Regions from separate parts of the Homo sapiens genome. Here region 1 is linked to region 2. Evidence: read pairs that join two places in POLR2A ChIA-PET (ENCODE). Cell type or tissue: GM12878. All regions are shown on one strand. Each heading gives the region's core, and the rest is flanking DNA. Links, peaks and the distances in the headings are about the cores only. Region 1 overlaps CARINH (colitis associated IRF1 antisense regulator of intestinal homeostasis). Region 2 overlaps MIR3936HG (MIR3936 host gene).

Region 1 (4,394 bases), core at 219-4,218, 79 kb before region 2:
CATTTCTGATATTTTTGTATGCCAAGTCTTGGGTAAAACAACTAAGTGATCTCTTAAGGACCCAGGTTCCTTTTTTGTCCCTGTTCCTTGCCCCTCACCACCACTTTTTCCATGTGCCACCCTCTCATAAGAACTCAGAAGCCCAGGGTGGAGTCAAAGGGGTCTTTTAAATCCCCTAGTGGCATATGAAATTCTGGATGTTTGTGAATTTTCCTGGGGAAAGGGTCTATGTGTGCCATTAGATTCTGGAAGGGGTGTGTGACCTCAAAAAAAGGTTAAGACCCACTGGACCGAGTCCTCTTTAAATGGAAGTGCATGGATCAGTTTGATAAAATTAATTTATAGTAATGAGCTATGTATCTTTAGCTAACTGCACTTCTAAAAAGACATCTGGGAAGGGAGAACGCTTAACTAAAATTATTATTATAATTATTATTTTTTGAGATGGAGTATTGCTCTTGTCGCCCCCAGGCTGGAGTGCAATGGCACGATCTCAGCTCACTGCAACCTCTGCCTCCCAGGTTCATGCAATTCTTGTGCCTCAGCCTCCTGAGTAGCTGGAATTAGAGGTGCCCACCACCATGCCCAGCTAATTTTTGTATTTTTAGTGGAGACAGGGTTTCACCATGTTGCCCAGGCTGGTCTTTAACTCCTGACCTCAAGTAATCTGCCCACCTCAGCCTCCCAAAGTGTTGGGATTATAGGCATGAGCCACTGCACCTGACCTAAAATTATATTTCTAATGACAAAACTGAGGTACAGCTCATAACTAAATAGGGGAGAATGACATTAAAGCCACTCCCATCACTAAAAAAGACCAATTTTTCTGGTCTAGATGGCTTTTTAGAGGCTCCTGGAGCAGGAACAAGGGGTTAGTGACTACGATGTGTCAAAAGAGACATAGGCATTTCTCAGATAAACCTCAGCTCTTCCGGCTTGAGAGAAGGAAACATTCCCAACATGACTTAGGGGCCCAAGGACCCTGTTTCCACCTCATATCAGATTGTCAAATGGGAAGGGTGTGCCTAGAGCACACACTCCCTCCTGAAAGGGCTGAGTCCCCAGAAGACCTATGTCTGCTCCATCCTGGGTCCCTGCTCTCTCCTGGAGACAAGATACAGCTGCCTGTATGAGTAGCAGTCTGGGGCCTCCTCCTCCCTCCCTCTGCCCCACCCCACTCCTCCCTGCCCGCCCCCATACACACTGGGTTCTTCCTCCCCTGCTCTCTCTCAAGAAGCCAGGCCCCTGCCCCCACTCACAGTCAGAAGGAAGTGATTCTGCAAGGCCTCCCAGGGACTCCCAGGACTGGCTCAAGGCATCAGACTGTTAAATAAGTGGGATTTTTTCAGTGTTTGTAGAAACTGTTGTTTAAAAAGATGTAACCATCCAAACTGTTTATGTAACCCTTGGGAAGTCTCAACAGATATGGTTCCCTATTTATAACTGTGGCCAGGACTTTAAAAATACAAGTGGAGGGGGACTGTCAAAATCAGAGAGGTTGTCACGTTACAGTTGTATGCTTGCATAACTGAATTCAGTATTTTGCTCTAATTTGAGAAGTTTCTTTTTATTCACTTTTCTCCTTTTCTGGTTTTCTCTTCCTTTGTTGTCCACTGCTGTGCACCATACACTCCTGACATTTTCTGAGAACATCAGAACTATTTCTCTGAAGTGGAGGTTCAAAATAGGGGTTTTTAGAATGACCAAATAATAATGAACACTAAAATTCATTTCAAAGCCTAGGACTAGTCTATTCATACTGATATTCCTAGTCTACAAGGGTAAACATAGCTGTCTTCTCGCCGCCAGCCCCTACACCTGCAGGGGCCTGCTCTGTCTCTGGGTTGTCCGCTCTGGAGGTAGGTGTCAGACCACCTGGTCTCACTTTCCTAGGTCCAATCTCTGGATCTATGGCAACAGAATCCACAGGTCCCTATTCCCATACAGGGGGAATGCAAAGTTGCTGGGGGACAATCACAGTGCAAAGCTGAGATCTGGGCTTCTTTCTAGAGCCATTCTGAGGTCTTCATCACTCACACTAACAATCCAACTAAAACCTGGCTCTTGTAGGAACACATCCTCTTCTTTATTAGGGAGGCTGTTCTCTGAGTTAACATAGTAGCAGTTTCGTTCACAGATCTTTCTGGCAAAAAAGAATCCGACGAGAGCTATGCCTCCACCAAAGGCACAGTTTGATAACACTTTGGGGAAGGATGGTTCATAGCTCCTGAAGAAGAAAGAGTCTGTGATAAGAACCTCTGGCCCACAGGCTTCTTCACACTACACAACTTCCAAAATCCCTAACCACTGCTAATAGCTAGGAGGAGGATAGTGACTGTTCCCAACACAAAGAGATGACAAACATTTGAGATGGTGGATATGCTAATTACCCTGATGTGATCACTATACATAATATGTATTGAAACATCATTATGTACCTTGTAAATATGTATAATCATTATAACACACAATATGAGGTCCCAGACAATGATAATACATAATAATTATACGTTTATGGGATACATAGTGATGTTTCAATATGTATAAATTGAAGTGGTGTGAATTATGTATAAATTTTAACTACATTAAAAATTACAGAAAAATAAATTTTAAAAAACAAAACAAAAAAAATTCTTAACTGCTGTCAAGCTAGCACTGACAACCGAAGCCTCAGCCCAGTACCTCCCTGCTTCCACCTGTGCTGACCACCCTAAGAGAGAAGGCAGAGGCACACAGCCCTTACATCTTGGTGGGGAAACCCTAGGGTTTCCTCTGAGGGCCTGACAGTTTGAAGGGATTGAAAATGAGTGGAGGGTGTGGCCACCTCAGCTCTAGCCTCCTTCTGCTGAGGGACAGTGGCCAAGGAACATCCTCATAGATCCAAAGGAAGGTGGAGAGTCCCTCTTTGTCCTCTCCACCCACCTCATCCCCACCACGCCCTGATGTCACTCCCTGCTGTACCCACCCCGGAAACCCTTAGCCACTTCCCACAGGTCCACTCCCAGGGAAGTTCTTTAATTGGTGGATGTGGGAAAGAGGAAGAGGAAAAATATCATTTCTACCTTCCCAATTCCCTGTATCCCATGAGCCTCCAGTCTGAAAATGATTACCCATCTGACCTGGAGCTCTCATCCTAGGTATCATAATGGCTCTTCTTTTACCCATAAGGAGAATGGGTAATGAAGAAATGCAAAATCCCAACTCATGAAAATGTGGTTGAAAAAGGGAAGACCCATAAAAGTTCTCATTTGTTGACCAGAGACAATAAAGTGATTACTTAAAAAAAAAAAAACCCACCTCTGGGGTCTTTCCAAATCATGGAGAAAAATAAAAACAGGGGAAGACATGCTCTAGTCTTAAAACTCCAATGTGGCCCCAGACTGGTGAGCCCCAACAACAGTAAATACCCACCCTCAGCAGCCTTCTGCCCACCTCACCCCACCAATACTAGGTCCCAGACAAGTCAACAAACACTTATTGACCATGTACTGTGTGCTTCCAACCATTCCGGGAGTTGGAATTCTGCAACCTCAAGGTGCTTTGCGAGGAGCAGGGAAACAGCTCAGTCAACATTTACTGTGTGCTGACGTTTTGCTAGGTTTAGAGGAGGCAAAAATCTGAGAAAAAAACAGCTAAGAATACTCCAATCTGGGAAGTACTAATATACACATAGCACCATAGGAGCAAGGAACAATTAATTCTACATGGTGAGGTCAACCAGAGAAGATGATTTTTAAGTTGGGCCTTGAAAGCACATTAGGATTTTGCTGGGTATAACTGGGAAGGAGTGGCATTCCAGGCAGAAAGAACTGAGTGAGCAAAGGTCAGGGTTGGGGTTGGTATGGGCAGTTGGTTGTATGTGATACGGCGTGTAGTCAGGCCAGTGTTGCCAGAACACGGGGTCAGAGAGCAAGAGCAAAGGAGGTAAGGCTAAAAGGCAGGCTGCAGTTTATGGCAGCCACGAACACATGCCATTCAAAGGACCTGTTGCATGGAGTGCAGACAGCTGACAGGCTGCAGCCTCGGATCCACACCATTCAAGTCAGACCATGTTGCCTCCTGGGTGGCCCCCAGCCAATGACAGAACATGGCAGGGTTGCTCGGGCCTGTCCATTTCTGCCCAAAGTGCGACTCTTCTCCTGGGCAATCTTTGGCTGGAACTCCCCACTGGGCTCGTTGAGACACTCTTACAGCCGCATCACAGTCTGATGCTCTTTCAACAGAATTATCCTTCCCTCTCTTGCGTCCCAGAGTTAGATCTGGACTGCAGTCTGAAAGCTGTCTTTTCTCTCCGTACTTCTGCTCCTTTCTCCTTTATCTTTCATAGGCATTAGCTCTTCTTACCCCCAATAAATCTTCTGCACTTTTCATTCTGTTTTGGTGTCTGCTTCCCA
Region 2 (4,394 bases), core at 328-4,327:
CCTTACCCTTTTCCCCTCAGTCTTTCAGACTTGGACTGAATTACACCATCACCTTTCCTGGTTCTCCAGCTTGCAGATAGCATGTCATGGGACTTCTTAGCCTCTGTAATCATATGAGCCAGTTCATATAGTAAATCTCCTCCTATTGATCTATACCTATATCTGTAATCCTATTAGTTGGGTTTCTTTGGAAAACTCTAATACCCCCTTATCCACAGTTTTTTTTTTTTTCTGCAGTTTCAGTTATCTACGGCCAACTGGGTAAACCAAATAGGTGAGTACAGTACAATAAAATATTTTGAGAGAGAGATGCACATTTGCATGACTTCTATTACAGCATATTGTTATAATCATTCTATTTTATTAGCTATTGTTAGTCTCTTATTCTGCATAATTTATAAATTAAATTTTATCTTAGGTACGTATGTATGTATGTATAGGAAAAAACCTAGTATATATAGTGTTCAGTACTATCTGAGGTTTCAGGAATCCCCTGGTGTTCTTGGATTGTAGCCCCCTGCCTTCAAGCCTGCACTCTCAATTACTGATGCTACATCTCATTACCCTGAAAGATGAAATCTAGCCTTGAGCCCTTACCAACTGGCTGCATTAGATCATTTTAGATCTCCATGTCACCGCAGTCACATTTGTGTGTGGTGAATGGTCCAGGAGAGATGGTGCTATTCCTGCCACCTTCATTAGCCTGGCTTGCATTCTCTTCTGAACACTTGGGTCTTATTAACACTGTGCCAGGTTCTCATATACCCCAAATAAAGAAAAAGAAAGTAGATGGATACAGTGTACATACTAGGCCCAACAGAAGTTATGCTTTTACTCCCTTTCCTCTTCAATTTAGATACTACTATGGCCCTTTGCTTCCGTCTATCTCAGTTCCTTCGTTGTCTTATCATTCCATTCACCTCTACTGCAAGGCCCTAAATCCAACCATTTGGTCACTGTACTCCTACCCTGGGTCACTGGAGGAAATCACACAACCATGTGAGTTGGTGTCTTGACACATTTACATTTCCAATCACAATTGGACCCTCAGCCCACTTGTTACTCTCTCAACCCATGTTTCCTTGCACCCATCAACAGCCCCCCTTCTTTCTTGTATCTTAAGTCAGCATCCTGGATTGAGAGTGAAGAGTAAAATGGTTTGACTTATTGTGAGCTTAGCCTTTGCAAGACTAGTAAACAAAAGGACTGGGGTAGTGGCAAGAGTATGAATGGGCTGGAGGGATCACAAGGTATAAACTGAAAGGGAAAGGAAATGATATCAGGTGAGAGCTGAAGAGTTGGGAGGAAAACAAAGGTCCTAGAGTGAGATGGAGCTGTTGTGACTGATGAGAGGCCCAGGGTGTGTCCTCAGCAGCAAGAGTGTGAAGTATAGGTGAAGGTCAAGTACTGCGAGGCTAAGGTGTAGCACTACTCATCTTCCTGAGCACAAAAGTCACCAGCACCTTGGGCTGGGTGTCAGAGAGCTCACAGAATGTGGATAACCAACCAGGCAGATGTTGGTAACAGCAACCAGGAGGGCACAGCACAAACCTGAGCAGGTCTTTTATGTATGTGAAGGTGAAGGAGTTATGATTTAGAAATGGCAGTGGGAAGCAAGGAGAATGCTGAGAGCCTGCTCAGCTCTTGTCTTCCAGGATCATGGATAGTGCAAAATGAGTAGCCTTCCTTTGAGAGACAGAGCCATGAGGCTAGTGGAGTGCTCAGAAAGAAGCCAGATCTCTATCAAGGAAAGGAGATGGAGAGAACAACCAGGGATGTACTTGAAAGAGGAGAGTTGCATGTCTACAATGGAATATGTGTTGCAGAGGACTCAGTCACAGAGAAGACAACTGCAGGAGGGTGAGCTGGAGGGCTCTGCAGGGGCAGGAGCACAGTAGGGCATTAGAATGGGAGTTTTAGATGAGAAGGATTACATTTGCAGTGCTGGAGGAAGATCATCTCAAGGTTCACAAAATCAAGCTTTAAACTTGTCTGTGTCAACAGACGGAGGCATTGGGTGATAGTTCAAATCCCCATAATTTTTTATAATCCTTTCAGCAGTCTGTTAAATATAACCTTGGTGATAAGCTAAGTTACCTCAGCATAGCAAGCTTGGCTTGGTCTAAATCAGGGTAGAGGTGATTGCTGCTCAAAGGAAGTGAGAGAGACACCCAGCTCTGGATTGGAGAACATGACTTTGACCTGGGTTTCAGCCTCCACAGGGCTAAGCCCCAGGGGAGCACTGGGCAAGTTGCTAAGGCCACAAGCAGGAGTTTATAACCAGGCTAGACTAAGCCCACTGATGCAAGAATTTTTTTTTTTTTTTTTTGAGACAGAGTCTCACTCTGTCACCCGGGCTAGAGTGCAGTGGTGTGATCTTGGCTCACTGCAACCTCCGCTTCCCTGGTTCAAGTGATTCTCCTGCCTCAGCCTCTCAAGTAGCTGGGATTACAGGCACCCGCTACCATGCCTGGCTAAATTTTGTATTTTTTTAGTAGAGACAGGGTTTCACCGTGTTGGCCAGGATGGTCTTGAGCTCCTGACCTCAAGTGATCCACCTGCCTTGGCCTCCCAAAGGGCTGGGATTACTGGCTTGAGCCACCATGCCCAGCCTGATGCATGAATTTGCATTCTTCATGCTCTTCATCTATGCTTCTGAAGACCTGGCACTTAGTCAACACTCAGTAAGTTTTTATTTTTTAACTGCTTTATGATTATAAAAGTAATATATGAAGCATTTGTAAAGTATGGAAATCTGGAAAAAATAAAACAGAAGTCATCTATAATCTGACCATCCAAACATACCTACTGTTAATACCTTAGTCTACGTTCTTTCTTTTTTTCCTTTTTTTGAGATGGAGTCTTGCTGTGTTGCCCAGGCTGGAGTACAATGGCATGATTTCGGCTCACTGCAACCTCTGCCTCCCAGGTTCAAGCAGTTCTCCTGCCTCAGCCTCCCAAGTAGCTGGGCTTACAGGCATCCACCACCATGCCCTGGTAATTTTTGTATTTTTAGTAGAGATGGGGTTTCGCCATGTTGGCCAGGCTGGTCTCAAACTCCTGACCTCATGTGATCTGCCCGCCTCAGCCTTCCAAAGTGCTAGGATTACAGGTGTGAGCCAATGCGCCTGGCCTTTTTTTTTTTTTAAGACAGTTTTGCTCTTTTTGCCCAGGCTGTAGTGCAGTGGTGTGATCTTGGCTCACTGCAACCAGGTTCAAGTGATTTTCCTGCCTCAGCCTTCTGAGTAGCTGGGACTACAGACGCCACCATGCCCAGCTAATTTTTTTGTATTTTTAGTAGAGATGGGGGTTTCACCATATTGGCCAGGTTGGTCTCCAACTCCTGACTTTGGGTGATCCGCCCACGTTGGCCTCCCAAAGTGTTGGGATTACAGGCATGAACCACTGTGCCCAGCTGAGCCTACTTTCTTCTGGTCTTTTTCTCATGCCTCCCCACCACCACCCCAGCCCCCCGCCATTACATACGTATATATGTTTATTTTTTTTTTAAAGAGATGAAGTCTTGCTCTGTTGCCCAGGCTGGTAGGCTGATCTCAAACTCCTGGCTTCAGGTGATCCTCCTGTGTTGGCCTCCCAAAGTGCTGTTGTTACAGGCATAAGCCATCACACCTGGCTATTTTTCACGCTTTAAAAACTCACTTTATTCATTCATTTATTCACTCATTCTTTGATTAACACTCATATACTGGTTTTATTTTATTATTTTATATTTTTAGCTACAGGGTCTCACTCTGTGCCCGAGGCTGGAGTGCAGTGGCATGATCATGACTCTGCAACCCCGAACTCCTGGGCTCAAGGGATCCTCCCAACTCAGCCTCCCAAGAAGTTAGGATTACAGGCACATGCTACCACACCCTGCTAATTTTTTTAAATTAATTTTTTTCTTCCTTTTTTTTTTTTTTTTTTTTTTGTAGAACCAGTGTGTGTTAGGCCATTCTTGCATTACTATAAAGAAATACCTGAGACTGGGTAATTTATTAAGAAAAGAGGTTTAATTGACTCACGATTTCACAGGCTGTATAGGAAGTGTGGCACTAGGCATCTGCTCAGCTTCTAGGGAGGCCTCAGGGAGCTTTTACTCACAGTGGAAGGTGAAGGGGGAGCAGGTGTGTCACATGGTAAAGACAGGAGCAAGGTGGGGGGAGGTGCCACACCCTTAAACAACCAGATTTCTCAAGAACTCACTTATTATGGTGGGGACAGCTCCAAGCCATGAGGGATCTGCCCCCATGACCAAAACACCTCCCAGCAGGCCCCACCTCCAACATTAGAGATTACATTTCCACATGCGATTTGGACAGGGATAAATATCCAGACTATGTCATTTTGCCCCTGGCCCTCCTAAATCTCATGTCCTTCTCAAGTTGCAAAAT

Evidence for each region. Peaks named below come from ENCODE experiments on the same cell type or tissue, not always from the same donor. Only the 100,000 strongest peaks of a DNase experiment are listed, where the experiment ranks them.
Region 1: POLR2A ChIA-PET joins it to region 2 with 6 read pairs; 3 of 35 experiments call an interaction of 5 or more read pairs at or near these places.

What each region holds. Positions count from the first base shown.
Region 1 is chr5:132,434,618-132,439,011 of GRCh38, reverse strand. The region is part of intron 2 of CARINH (colitis associated IRF1 antisense regulator of intestinal homeostasis); the gene reads right to left. Among named protein-coding and RNA genes, the nearest start is that of LINC02863, 10 kb to the right of the region's middle. In GM12878, for the core only: no CTCF peak of the experiment used is centred there; no DNase peak of the experiment used is centred there; H3K4me3 peaks cover 668 bases; H3K27ac peaks cover 2,391 bases.
Region 2 is chr5:132,355,960-132,360,353 of GRCh38, reverse strand. MIR3936HG (MIR3936 host gene) reads left to right here. Exons shown (of 8, transcript NR_110997.1): 4 at 238-274. Among named protein-coding and RNA genes, the nearest start is that of MIR3936, 7.4 kb to the left of the region's middle. RefSeq lists an enhancer at 2,031-2,080. In GM12878, for the core only: no CTCF peak of the experiment used is centred there; a DNase peak (open chromatin) is centred at 2,193.